Linked DNA regions of Homo sapiens: region 1 is linked to region 2. A link is a contact called in ENCODE POLR2A ChIA-PET data. All regions are on one chromosome and are shown on one strand. Each heading gives the region's core, a stretch centred on a gene start or an enhancer-like site at or near the end of the contact. The rest is flanking DNA. Distances are from core to core; before and after follow the strand shown. Region 1 overlaps PKNOX2 (PBX/knotted 1 homeobox 2). Region 2 overlaps MSANTD2-AS1 (MSANTD2 antisense RNA 1).

What was found. ChIA-PET counts read pairs that join two places held with the same protein, here RNA polymerase II (POLR2A).
Region 1: POLR2A ChIA-PET joins it to region 2 with 13 read pairs in A673. The contact joins two enhancer-like sites. POLR2A ChIA-PET finds 5 or more read pairs at or near these places in 2 of 52 experiments (A673 and MCF 10A).

What each region holds. Positions count from the first base shown.
Region 1 is chr11:125,297,295-125,303,453 of GRCh38, forward strand. All of the region lies in intron 2 of PKNOX2 (PBX/knotted 1 homeobox 2), which reads left to right. Among named protein-coding and RNA genes, the nearest start is that of PKNOX2-AS1, 34 kb to the left of the region's middle. Within about 2 kb of position 2,082, at least 3 of the 41 ENCODE cell types and tissues checked have a DNase peak (open chromatin) inside an H3K27ac peak, as active enhancers do.
Region 2 is chr11:124,833,483-124,840,201 of GRCh38, forward strand. It overlaps MSANTD2-AS1 (MSANTD2 antisense RNA 1), which reads left to right. Exons shown (of 5, transcript NR_103862.1): 5 at 1-1,005. Among named protein-coding and RNA genes, the nearest start is that of ROBO3, 29 kb to the right of the region's middle. Within about 2 kb of position 3,654, at least 16 of the 41 ENCODE cell types and tissues checked have a DNase peak (open chromatin) inside an H3K27ac peak, as active enhancers do.

The DNA.
Region 1 (6,159 bases), core at 832-3,331, 460 kb after region 2:
TTCTCATTCACTGATCCATAAAATATTTATTCACCACCTGAGTATGCCAGGCCTTCTGCTAATTTCTGGGGATCTACAATTGAATAGAAAATAATTCTTGATCTCCAGTCTAGTGGTGGCAACAGCAGTTTAAACAAAAGCTTAGAGCCATGTGCGGTATACTAGAAGTAGGAACTCATTAGTCTGACAGCATGAGTAGGAAAGTGCTTCATTCTGGAGAAGTCAGAGAAGGCTTCCTGGAGGAGGTGACATTTGCGATGACTCTTTGCAAATGAGTGTTGTGCACTTAAGGAAATTGGCTGTTCCTGGAAGGATGAAGACTAAGCTCTCGTACCTGGTGTATGGGTCCTCCACCTTCCTCACCAGCCTCATCTATGGCCAGCCCTTCGTCATAAACACAGACTTCTCATTACATCCTGCATGCATTATGCTATTTCCTGCCCTTGAAAATGCTGTTTCCTCTGTCTGGAACACAGTCTCTCTCCCCGCACACTATTTTTATTCCTTGAGGCTCAGCTCAGCGTCATCTCCTCGCCAGGATGAGCCTGGTGCCCATCTTTGAGCCCCATATCACCCTTCCCATAGATTAGCTCATTGTCACATTTCCATAACTCCCTGCAAACCATAACCCTTCTGAGGACAGTCTTAATCACCTTTGTTCTTGCTGGTGGGTGACATCCTGGGACCTGTCATATAATGAACAATGAATATACAACTGATGGCCCAAACTGAGCCTGTGCCAGAGAGGAAAAGAGGACTTTCAGAGCTTGGGAGGACCCAGGCACAGTGAGGGCACTGGGCAAGCAGTCGGTTGAGTAGGCCAGGCTGAATAAGCTGGAGTGAGAGCTCTGGGTCCCTCAGAAGGTGGCGTTAAGGAAACAGGCAGAGGCTGTTGGTTACCCCTGGGGCTGTGGAGGTTCAGACAGGGGTAGATGAAGGGCCTTGCATAGGATGCTCTTAAAGCTGGGCACTGGGAGACCTGGAAAATTCAGGCATCCCACTGAGTGACAACTTTGTGGACCACCTTGTGTATGCGTCACCAGGGATAGAGGCCCACACAGGATACCCTGGAAGCGGCGCGTTTGTCACAGGTTTGCAGGAGGCTTACCTGCTCCCTCCCTGAACACCTGGGCTGGCTCACCCCTCGGCCTGGCCACCAGAGTGGAGGGCTTTCTAAAACTGGACTGAGCTCCAAAGCAACAGCCCTGACTCTGGGGTGGGTGAAGTAGAAACTCAGCCTCCCTCTGTGTTCCCTCAGCTCCCCAGGAGCATTTATTTAGCCTGAGCTGTGCATAGACAGGCCTCCAGGCCCCCAGTTCTGAGCCGCTGAAAGGCCAGCCCTTAGCACAGTACCAGGGACCAGACAAATACTTGGGATGAATGAATGAATGAATTGATGGATGGATGGATGAATGAATGAATGAAGCCTACAGTGCAAGGCTGTCAGAAGAAGCCAAACAGTGGCCTCAGACTTTGGCTCGTGACCTTGACGTATTCCCGGGGTCTCCGCAACTCCTGTGGCACACTTGTAGGGCAGGCCTTCTTCGCCTCTTTCTTGTTCTTACCTGACCATTGGTTATCATGTCAGGAGGCCAAGAGACACCTGTCACCTTTCTCCAGATCAAGCCCTGTGTTAGGCTATTCTTGCATTGCCATCGAGAAGTACCTAAGGCTGGGTAATTTATAAAGAAAGAGGTGTATTTGGCTCACAGTTCTGCAGGCTGTACAAGCATGGTGCCAGCATCTTCTCGGGTTTGGGGAGGCCTCTGGGAGCTTTTACTCTTGGTGGAAGGCAAAGGGGGAGCAGGCATGTCACCTGGCAAGAGCAGGAGCAAGAGAGATCAGGGAGGTGCCACACACTTTTACACAAGCAGCTCTTGAGTGAACTACCAGAGCAAGAAACTCACTCATTCCCATGGGGAGAGCACCAAGCCGTTCATGAGGAACCCACCTCCACGATCTGAACACCTCCCGCCCAGCCCCACCTCCGACACTGGGGTCACATTTCAGCATGAGATTTGGAGGGGACAAACATCCAAACTAGGTCACACTCTAAACCCAGCTGTAGTCTGAGTGCGTAACTCTGGTTGCCTGCTTCCCCTCCCTGGGCACAAGACGAGGAGCCAGCTACATGAGCCTCTCAGCTGTCTCGGTGGAGAAATGGAGAGCTGACTGAGGCCAGGGAAGGGCGGGGTGACAGAGGAAGCTGTGCTCTGCTGGGCATCAGGAGAGGTGGGTTTGGGCACTGGCAGTGCCACTACTCCTGACCTTAGACAATCCATTAGCATCTCTGAGCCTCAACATACTTGTTGGTTAAATGGGGTTAATTATATCTGCCATGTTGGTCTCAAAGATTGTTGGGAAAAATTAAAGGATGTGGAAGTGTTTCACAAACTGTGCTGGTAGATGCCTGAAGTCGTTTTCCTGGGGTCCTCCTTCTTACCCGATTTGGAGAGGGTGAGCGTTGGGGATATGGCTGGATCCCCTCGCATCCCCCCACCGGGCTGCTCTGCTTTCCTGAGCCTCGGTTCTGAGCCAGAAGCGACCGTGGGGCTTCCCAAAAGCTGTGGAACAAACCAAAAGCAGCCTGGTCTCTTCCCCATCTCACCGTCTGTTTCTGAGACACCCTGTCTGCTGCCCCTCACGACAGGGCTGTGCTTGATAGAAGGTGAGCCTTAGGCCTGTGGGAGGATGACTCTCCTTCTCCACAAATGGTTGGCACATGGTTAGCCCTGGTTGGTTGTCCAGGGGTGGAGTCACCGGCCTGTCAACCAGCATCCTGCACCTGTCTGGCCTTCGGGGCCGTGTGAGCGGTTGGAGAGGGGACCAAGGAGCTGAAATGAGGGCTCCCATCCTGATTTTGGAGTGGCTTCTTTGGAGAGTCTGCTTTTGAAAGAGCAAAGGTGGCCGAGCCTAAGGCTGCAGACTTCTCTTTTTCTACCCTCTTTATCTCTGTTTTGACCCCTCCCTACCAGGCAATGACCACTACTACTACTAATAATAGCAATAGCAGCTGGCAGTTTTTGAATACTGTGCCTGGCACTGTGCTAAACACATTACATGTATTACTCTATTTAATCCTCTCTAGGGATATTAGTATCCCCATTTTACAGATGAGGCCATTGAGGCAGAGAGAGGTTAAGCAGCTTCCCACAGTTCTCCAGCTGGCAAGCAACAGAACCAAGATTTAAGCCCTGGCATTTTGGTTCCCAAGCCCAGGCTCTTAATCACCATTACATGAAAAGGAGGAAAGGTGTGTGCGTGCACAGAGAGAGAGAAAAAGAGAGACAGAGAGACAGAGAGAGACAGAAAGAGAGAGACAGAGACAGAAACAGAGAGAGACAGAGAAACAAAGAGACAGAGAGACAGAGAGAGAGTCGGGTGCAGGAGAGGGGAGGGAGGGAAAGTTGAAAATACCTGCTTCTGAAACTACGTACTGTTTATCCCAATAAACTCTCCCCAGATCCCAACAGGCAGGGCCCTGCATTTTTTCCTCTATAGGGAAACCTGAAAGCTAAGCTTCCAGACTCAGGAAAAGCTACTTGGAGCCAGAACACACTACTTGGCATGTTGCAGGCATTTAATATTTTTTAGATGACTCAGAGGATGGATGGACAAATGAATACACTTCTGGCCTAGGTGTCAGGAGAGGAGGTCTTAAGCTCTAGCGAGATTGCAGTGTGTGGCCCTGGGCAAGTCTTGTGCTCTATCCTCGTCCCCTCCTCCAGGAAATGAAAGTGCTGATAATAGATGCTTATCTCAGCCCCAGGCCAAAATGTGCTGTACAAGTTGAGAATGTGAGCTTGAAGGTGTCACTGGCTCTGCTAACTTCCAGGGCTCTGGGCTGGCTCTGGTTCAGGGAGCGCTGTTTGGAGCTCAGATCAGATGCTGCCAATCCACTGCTGGGACTGCCTAGGAAAGGACTCCAGGCAGTAGGGACAGAAGGACAGACAGAAACTATCTGGGCCCACCCTGGACACCTCAGGTGTTCGAGATCCTCCAGCCCATATGCCCCGGGGGCAACTAAAGCCAGGCTGTCCTTTGCCTTGGATAGGACTCTACCCAAAGACTCTTGGGTAGAGACAGGGCCTCCCAAGCAGGGTAGACTTCTTCTGCTTGCAAGAAAGAGTGTAGTATCTGATTTCACTTCCCACAGCTGGCAGCATCAAATCGATATTTTTCCGTGGTGCAGACAGAGTAAAGAGAGAATAAAGTGTTGAATTGTTTGGCATTATCAAGGATTTCAGCTCCCCAGGACTCCTGCATAAAGAGATGGAAATTTTAGCTGCCAGAGCCAAGAAACACACGCAAGTATATGAATTTGTTACATATTATCTTTCCTTCTTCCAAACAGCCCTGGAAATGTCAAAAGATCATCTATTGTTTCATTAAAAATAAAAAATAAAAAAGAACAGTTTGGGTTTGGTGGACTCAGCTTGGGCACAAGGCAGGTGGTGCCAGGCCAGTGGAGAGGAGACAGAAGTGATTTTCTAGGACAACCTTCCAGAGGCAAAGCCATCTTTCTAATTCTCCCTTTCTGGGTGTTGATTTTGCAGATGTAATTTAAGCCAGGGAAAGCGTGCTCTTATACATTTGCCCAGACTCAGTCATTTTGGCCAACATTTACTAGGCACCTACTGTGTGCAAAGTTCGGGGCATGGTCCCTCTGGAGATCCCAGTGTGTGTTAGCGAGAGCATCGCTGCAAGGAGTTCAGGGCCAGTGCTTGTCTGACTGGGGCTAAGAGTGGCCATGGCATCTCAGACGCAGTTCGCCAGCTGCCTGGAGAATCCTGAGTCCATGGAGGGGCTATGCTGCCTGGAGGAGGTCCAGAGAGGCCTCACAGAGAAGGGGACATCTGGGTGGGGCCTGGAAGGATGAGTGGACTCCCACAGAGGATGGGAGCTGCAGCATCGCAGGCAAAGAGAACAGAGCAGGTGATGTAAATTGAAAGGCCACATTCAGCCTGGACCTAGAAGTTGGGCCTGGAGAGGTGGAGAGGACAGGAGCTTCCTCTCCAGCCATGCACTGACCAGCCATGATCTGACCAGCCCCTGACAATCAAGTGAGTGACTGAGGCCACGTCTAGTCCACGATCTGCTATGCACACTCTCCTCTGATGCTGATGGGTGCAATTTCCCACCTTCGGGCTGCACACTACCCCTCACAGCCTTTAGCCGGCTGGCCCAGCTCACCTGCTGCTGGACTCACAGGCTTCTAGAGAGGAAGCCAGCCTCTGGCTGTCAGGAAGCTCTCGGCCACCCCCATGTACTGGTGGGGCCATGCAGCCAAGGGGATTGAGTCAGGCCCTCCAGAGTATTGGGGGTGTTTAAAACAAGGCTGTCCCCAATCCCACCCTGTTGCCAGGAGTCATCAGCCCCACGTGCATCCCATACCTAACGGGAAAGCAGAGAGCAGGCCCTGCCGCCAGCCCTGAGCACCCAGTTTTGCCTCTTCTGGCTGGACACCCCTCAAAGGGAGGTGCCGTGTTCCCTCCTCCATGCCCTCTCCACGTCTTTTCCCACTACAGCCTCGGAGGGCAGAGAAAAGTCAGGCAATACCTGAGCTGGGAGAATCCTTGGAGGCGGCAGAACCAGCCAGTGCAGTGGTGTGCAGCTCCACCCTAGCTCGCTGCTCCACACAGTGGACCATCTCATGGCTAGTCTGTTCTTCCTTTTGCTTCCTGAGAGCTTAGGGCCCCAGCAGCCCCAGCCCTCTAGAAGGCCAGAAGCCACAGTGCCTCTATTCCTCCATGTCCCCAGGAGCTCTTCTTGCTGTTCCCATGCTGGGTGCTGAGAGCCAGGTGGGAAAATTCCCATCACACAGACCACTGTGTCTCCGTACCCTCCAAAACCTGACCTGCAGCTGGGACCCCAGGCCACAGAAATAAACATAACCTAAATCTCATACTTTTGAATTTTGCTTTTCAATTTTCATAGCCTTTTCACATTTATTTTTCTTATGGCCTCCAACCACCCTGAAGGGATGCAGGCAAGTGTTACGTCACCCTCACTTTTGCAGATGAGCAAACGGGGGTACAGGCTGAGGAATGTGCCTGGGGCCACACAGCTAATTGCTGGCAGAGCCAGCACTGGGCCCAGTCTCCAAGCTTCTGGTCACAGCCCCAGCCCCCCTGCCACATTCCCAGGCAGGCCCCAGGC
Region 2 (6,719 bases), core at 2,404-4,903:
CCCAGGCTGGAGTGCAGTGGCACTAACACAGCTCACTGTAGCCTCAATCTGCAGGGCTTAAGCGATCCTCCCACCTCAGCCTCCTGAATAGCTGGGATTACAGGCATGCACTACCATGACCAGCATATTTGTATTTTTTGTAGAGACGGGTTGTTACTATGTTGCTCAGGCTAGTCTTGAACTCCTGACCTCAGCCTCCCAAGTAGCTAGGAATACAGGCACATGCCACCACAGCCAGCATATTTTTGTATTTTTTGTAGAGACAGCTTACTGCCATGTTGCTTAGGCTGATCTTGAACTCCTGAGCTCAAGGGCTCCACAGGCCTTGGCTTCCCAAAGTGCAAGGACTAAGGTGCAACTGCCACACCCAGCCTTTCATATGTATTATCTTATTTAAGCTTCACTTTACAAGTGAGAAGGGCAGCCTTGGCTCAGAGAAGTTAGGTGACTTGCAGCAAATCACATAATTGCTAAGTGATGGATCTGAGCTTTAGCCCCAGGACTATCTGACCTTGGGTCTAAACTTATACTACTGTATTTTTCGTTAAGTCAGTCAGAGTTCTATCCTTTGACAGAAAGTATAACCTTCTTTTAAGGCAGAATAAGACCCTCTGCCCAACCCTGCTCTTTCTTTCTCCTCCGCACTAAGAAGACAGCGAATACAGTAGAGGGTTTTGGACTGGGATAGTGGTTGCAGAGAAGATCTGGAACTAAAAATATGGACCAGGGGTAGAAATGGTGGTGATTCCACCAAACTTGGAAACACTTAACAAGACCCCATAACATGCAAGATATGCAAGAAATGGGGTACATTTTCTATACCAGTGCCTTAAGTAAAAAAATTCCTTGTTAAACAAATGATTTAGAGAAGACAGAACCAAATATATATATATAGCTGTGTGTGTATTCTAATAAAGGTTGTTAAAGTCTTAAAGTTAGTGGTGGGAGAAAACAATAAAAAAATATGAAATCTCCCTATGTTAATAAACTAATTTCAAATACCAAGGGTTGGTTTTTGGTTGGGTGAGTCTGTTTTTGCCTTGATTAAAAAGAAGTGATTTTTTTCTTCAGCCTAGTTTTCCTGGTATGAAAGGCAAGAAGGAATGACATTCCATAACTGTTATAGAGGTGAAAACAGTTTTATTTATTGGTGGTCATTACCGGCCTATAACCAGGGCACAACCTTCTTGGTAAACATTTACCAAGCATTAGTGGAAGATGATTCACTAACTTTTAAAACTCTCCTTCCCTTATATGCATATTAATACCACGATATCTTTAGCTTTTAAGTCCATATATACAGGCACAGGTGCGAATAAATTCAAACATATCACTTGTAGTGGTTTACATAAGGGCTTGCTAGTTCAAATGGGGTTGTTAGTTTTGCATCTCAAATTAGTTCCTGTCAACCCAGCAACTAAAGAAAATTCCTTTGTGAAAAAAGTTTCCAGGCATGACCCAGTAATTGTTTTAATGGATTTTCAATGAAGGGTGAAGTACCATGCTATGTAGCCTGTGGGCATTCCATAAATATATTTTGACTGATTCTGTTAACAAACTACATAGAAAAAACCAAATACTTACTATCCAATCCTCTTATATTGTTTCCCATAGGCTCTGTCTGTTAGTGTATTTATAAGCATTTAAAGTGTATAAGGGAGCTCTGGCAGTGAGAGTGAATTGCCCAATGCAGAGAAGCACTCTGGGCTGGAGGGTTTTACTTAGTCTAAGATTTTCTTTTTTTTTTTTTGTGAGACGGAGTCTGGCTCTGCCGTCAGGCTGGAGTGCAGTGGCATGATCTTGGCTCACTGCAGCTTCCGCCTCCTGGGTTCAAGCGATTCTCCTGCCTCAGCCTCCCGAATAGCTGGGAGTACAGGTGCATGTCACCACGCCTGGCTAATTTTTGTATTTTTAGTAGAGACAGGGTTTCACCATGTTGGCCAGGATGTTCTCGATCTCTTGACCTCGTGATCCACCCTCCTCGGCCTCCCAAAGTGCTGGGATTACAGGCGTGAGCCACTGTACCAGGCTACTTAGTCTAAGATTTTCAGTGTGCACCTGAGATTTGCCCTTTCCAAAATGAGGAAGAGGCCTGAAGCCGATCAGCTGAAAGAAGTACTAAGCCCTGCAGGCTGAAAAGGTAATGTCCCACCTATGCTGGAGGACCTGATGTTGGTATAGTCAATTTTCTGTCTTCTATGTAAGGTATAGATCTGCTCTGATCTTGACATTGTGAAGAAAGCTACTATACTGTCAGAATCTGCTGTAATATAGCCCTGAGATGAGAAAGGTGTGTAGAACAGAAATCTTCACTGCCCTTCTCCCAAAACATTCATTGACCCCTCCTGTAAGATATATATATATATATAATTATTATTTTTTCTAGACAGAGTCTCGCTCTGTTGCCCAGGCTGGAGTGCAGTGGTGCAGTCTTGGCTCACTACAATCTCAGCCTTCCAGGTTCAAGGTTCCCAGGTTCCCAAGCAGATTCTCGTGTCTCAGCCTCTTGAGAACTGGGGCTACAGGCACACGCCACCACACCTGGCTAAGTTTTATATTTTTAGTAGTGATGGAGTTTTGCCATGTTGGCCAGGCTGGTCTTGAACTCTTGATCTAAGGTGATCCGCCAACCTTGACCTCCCAAAGTGCTGAGATTACAGTCATGAGCCACCGCGCCCGTCCTGCATTCTTGCTGTGTGTGTGTAACCCTTGCTATAGTTATATAATTTAGGTTGAATTTAATTTATACGTTGACTATGATCTGAGGGTCAAGATCATTTGGGATAAAGGAGAGATCAACTACATGTCCGTATACTGCAAGTTAGAATTTAGTTAAGAAGGCCCTGAGTAGATTCCAGAATTATAATAAAGCTTTCATTTTTAGTTTGAGGAAACTTCAATATGGGCGACAGAACAAAGAACTCGGGTGGTAGGAATTAAGTTGGTAGGAATTAAGAGGGTGCCTGCCAGACGGGCTGGAAGTGAAGGAAGCCATGTGCCTGCAAAGCTGTTTAGGGCTGCCATGTGTTTATGCCCTGGCAGAAACCTCTGGTTAGAAGTTAGATCGCTTACATTTTTCTTAAGTAACCCATTTTGTTACATCCATATGTTTTCCCTCTTTCCAGAAGGAAAAAAAAGTATCAGCGAGCCCTTCCTCACGGATCAGGAAGCTCAAGGGATTACTCAAGTACATTGGCGGCAGTTACAAAGATATTTTCTTTTTTTTTTTTTTTTTTTTTGAGACGGGGTCTCGCTCTGTTGCCCGGACTGGAGTGCAGTGGCGCGATCTCGGCTCACTGCAAAGCTCCGCCTCCCGGGTTCACGCCATTCTCCTGCCTCAGCCTGCCAAGTAGCTGGGACTACAGGCGCCCGCCACGACACCCGGCTAATTTTTTGTATTTTTAGTAGAGACGGGGTTTCACCGTGTTAGCCAGGATGGTCTCGATTTCCTGACCTCGTGATCCACCCGCCTCGGCCTCCCAAAGTGCTGGGATTACAGGCGTGAGCCACCGCGGCCTACAAAGATATTTTCAAGCATTGTTCTCCCTACCCCAAATTTCTGAGTCATTTAAGTAGAGAAACAGCTCTTTTGCCCTGGCTCATATATGAAAAAAGTAGAATTCAGGCCAGGCTTCAAGTCTAGGGATGATTCTCATTAATGAGGTTAGGTCTGCCACCTGGTGGTGAGAAATAAAATGCCACTTGATTTTCTCATCTGATCTGTCCATATACCACACTTAAAAATTCCACTTTGCAAATCCATCCTTAACCTCTGACTCGGGTTGTGCTTGCCGCCAGCCAAAAGTTCCCAACTGATGACAACGGCACCGACACCTTGGGGAGAATTTTTAGGCAACCATCTGGAACTCATTCCCTATGAACACATTTGAAGTGTTTTAGAACACTGGTAGGTGGTTCTACAACACTTCAAATGTGACTTAAGGTAGATTTTAGGAGAACAAGGTTCTCCTAAAGAGGAAAGATAGCACTAATTCATTCATTAGTACACAAACTATTGTGTAAAAAAAAACTATGCTCTTCAATTTGTAAACAAATGTGTAAGACAATGCCCCGCTCCATCAGTGACAAAGAGATGGGAGTGGATAACCAAGTTAGGCTGGGAAAATAAGAGTAATTCTTGCTTCCCGTTGAAAGGCTGAGGAGAGTGCAGAATCATCTGAAGCCATTAGGGGGAGTGCTAAGTCTTCAGAAACACACACACACACACACACACACACACACACTCGAATACTAGAATATGAATTCTGGAATATGTCCACAATTATTTGGGGATTTGGCCTATGGATCCCTCACAGAGGGTGAAGATACCCAAGTACCCTGGAGAGCTTCAGCTTCCAGTAACCTCCTCCAGCACTGAAGACTTCAGCTCCTTCCTTTTTTCACCTGCCCCTATTTTCCTTTCCTTGTAGGCCAGTACTCTCAAAGTGTGGCCCCCAGTATCACCACTGTCACCACCTGGGAAACTTTCAGAAATGCAATATCTCTGCCCGTACCCCAGATCAAAGGAATCAGAAACTGTAGGGCAGGGTTAATAAGGCCTCCAGGTGATTTTCATGCAAGCTGTGAATCTCTAGTCCAGGGGTGTCCAATCTTTCGGCTTCCCTGCCACATTGGAAGAAGAATTGTCTTGGGCCACACATAAAATACACTAGCTAAAAAATTTTTTTTTTTGCAAAAAACCTCATCATGTTTTAAGAACATATATGAATTTGTGTTGGGCCGCATTCAAAGGTGTTCTGGTCTGCATGCGGCCCATGGGCCGTGGGTTGCACAAGCTTGCTCTAGTCTTAGGGTGATCCTCTGGGCACAGACCAGGGAGACTTGTCGGAGTGGGAGCTAAGGGGAGAAGCAATGGGTCCTAGAAGCCAATCTAGTTACCCAGTCCAGCCCAGAGTGTTAGAGGGAGCAGAGAACAGCCACAAAGGGAGGTGGCAGAGGTTTTTGCCAACTGAGCACCAGCTTTGTGGACACTGACCCTCCAATCACCCTTGGTCACAAGATCTTCAGATGGGAGACTCAGTCTTCAATTAAAGCGACACTAGAGAAGAATCCCTACAGTACCCAGAGCAAATAAGATAAATAGGGCTGTGTCCACCCCACCTGGGTGCAGCTCCAGCTCTTTTCACTCCCTTCCAGATCCGCGGAAAGCACCCCTGACACGCATATATTTGTGGATGGGATACCTGGATTGAGAGCGAACTCCATCAACCCCCCGAGACACTGCACCCTGCTCCCTCCTCTGCTGGAGGAACTGCCACTTTCTAAAGGAAAATACTATTTAATGTGCAGAATTACAGTACACACAATACTTATAGTATGGCAAGTATTAGTCCTTGGTATTTTTTCCGCCACCTTTTCCCATCTCCCCATCCTGTATGCCTGTGCCTCCTTACCTTTCTAGCACAAAACAGGCACTTAAAAAATAGTGCAGAATGAACAGCTGAAGCTTGCTTCTACTATCTTCCATATTTTTCTCTGGCTGCTGTCAAAAAGCGCCAGCTCAGAGCCAGGGTGGCCGACTTTGTCACAGTCTCTGCTGGAAAACGACATTTTTTAGGGGGAAAATCATAAGCCAATGCAGACATGTCCCTGCCCCCTATTCCTTCTCCCTGCACGTGGGCACACAATGGGCGGCCGGCAGAGGTGGGGGAGTGAGGAGCACAGGCTCCGTGTGTCCAAAGTCCCGGGTCACCTCGGCCTGGAATCCATCTAACTCAGCTGCAAACCAGAAGACGCGGCCTGGGAGGGGCGTAGAGCCCTCCCCCACCTCCCCGGGCTGGGTGACTGTCAGGCCGCATCTGCTCCAAATTTATGGCTCCTCCTCGGGCCGCCGCCGGCCTCTCCACGGCCTCTTTACCAACTGCAGCCCCAGCTGAGACCCCTCCCGCGGGGAGGGAGGGAACACGAAGCGCGGCCGGGGCTGGGGGCGGGGAGCAGGTGTGAAGCGGGGTGGCAGCGGCGCGCGGTCACCCTCCACCGCGCCGCGGAGACCCGGCGTCACCCCCACGCGCACACAATGGCGCGGGGGCCAGGCCGAGGACGGCCCATTAGCGGCTGATGGAGGAGGCGGGAGCCCGGCGGGCCGCCTAATCCCCGCACGCGGACACCTGGGTGGGAGCGCGGGCGAGTGGAGGGCGCGCCTGCACGCAGGATCCCGGGCTGGGCAACGGCCTAGACCGCCTCTCGCCAAACCTCCCACGCCAGCGCCAGTCCGACGAACAGGAGCTGGTCCAGCGAACAATAAAAGGCCCCGGGGCTGGGGAGGGATGGAAGCGCCCTTGGAGCGCGCAGGCTACGGGCGCCCCCGGCAGCGCCCCCGCGCCTTCCCCTCCCGCCCCGCGGCCGCTGATTGCCTATTGTGCGTCCCCTCTGCGGCCGCCCGCGCGATGCACTCTGCGAGCTGGCCCCTTCGTTTCTAAATGAGCAGCCAGCGCCGCAGACACGTGCCAAGGGAAGGGTAGTTCACTGCGTGGGGCGGGGGGACATGCAATAAGACAAGAGACCGCACGGAAATAGCTCCGTGCCCGTCTGCTGCACTGTCCTTCTCACGTGCCTTCGGACAAGGGGACTTTCACTCTCTCCCCTCCTCTGCCCCAATCGCTCTGTCTCCCTGAGACTGACCACCCTCTTCTCTAACCCGAACTCCGCAGGGGAGCCTTCAGCCTTTTATTATTATTTTTTTCCTGGGTAGTAGATGT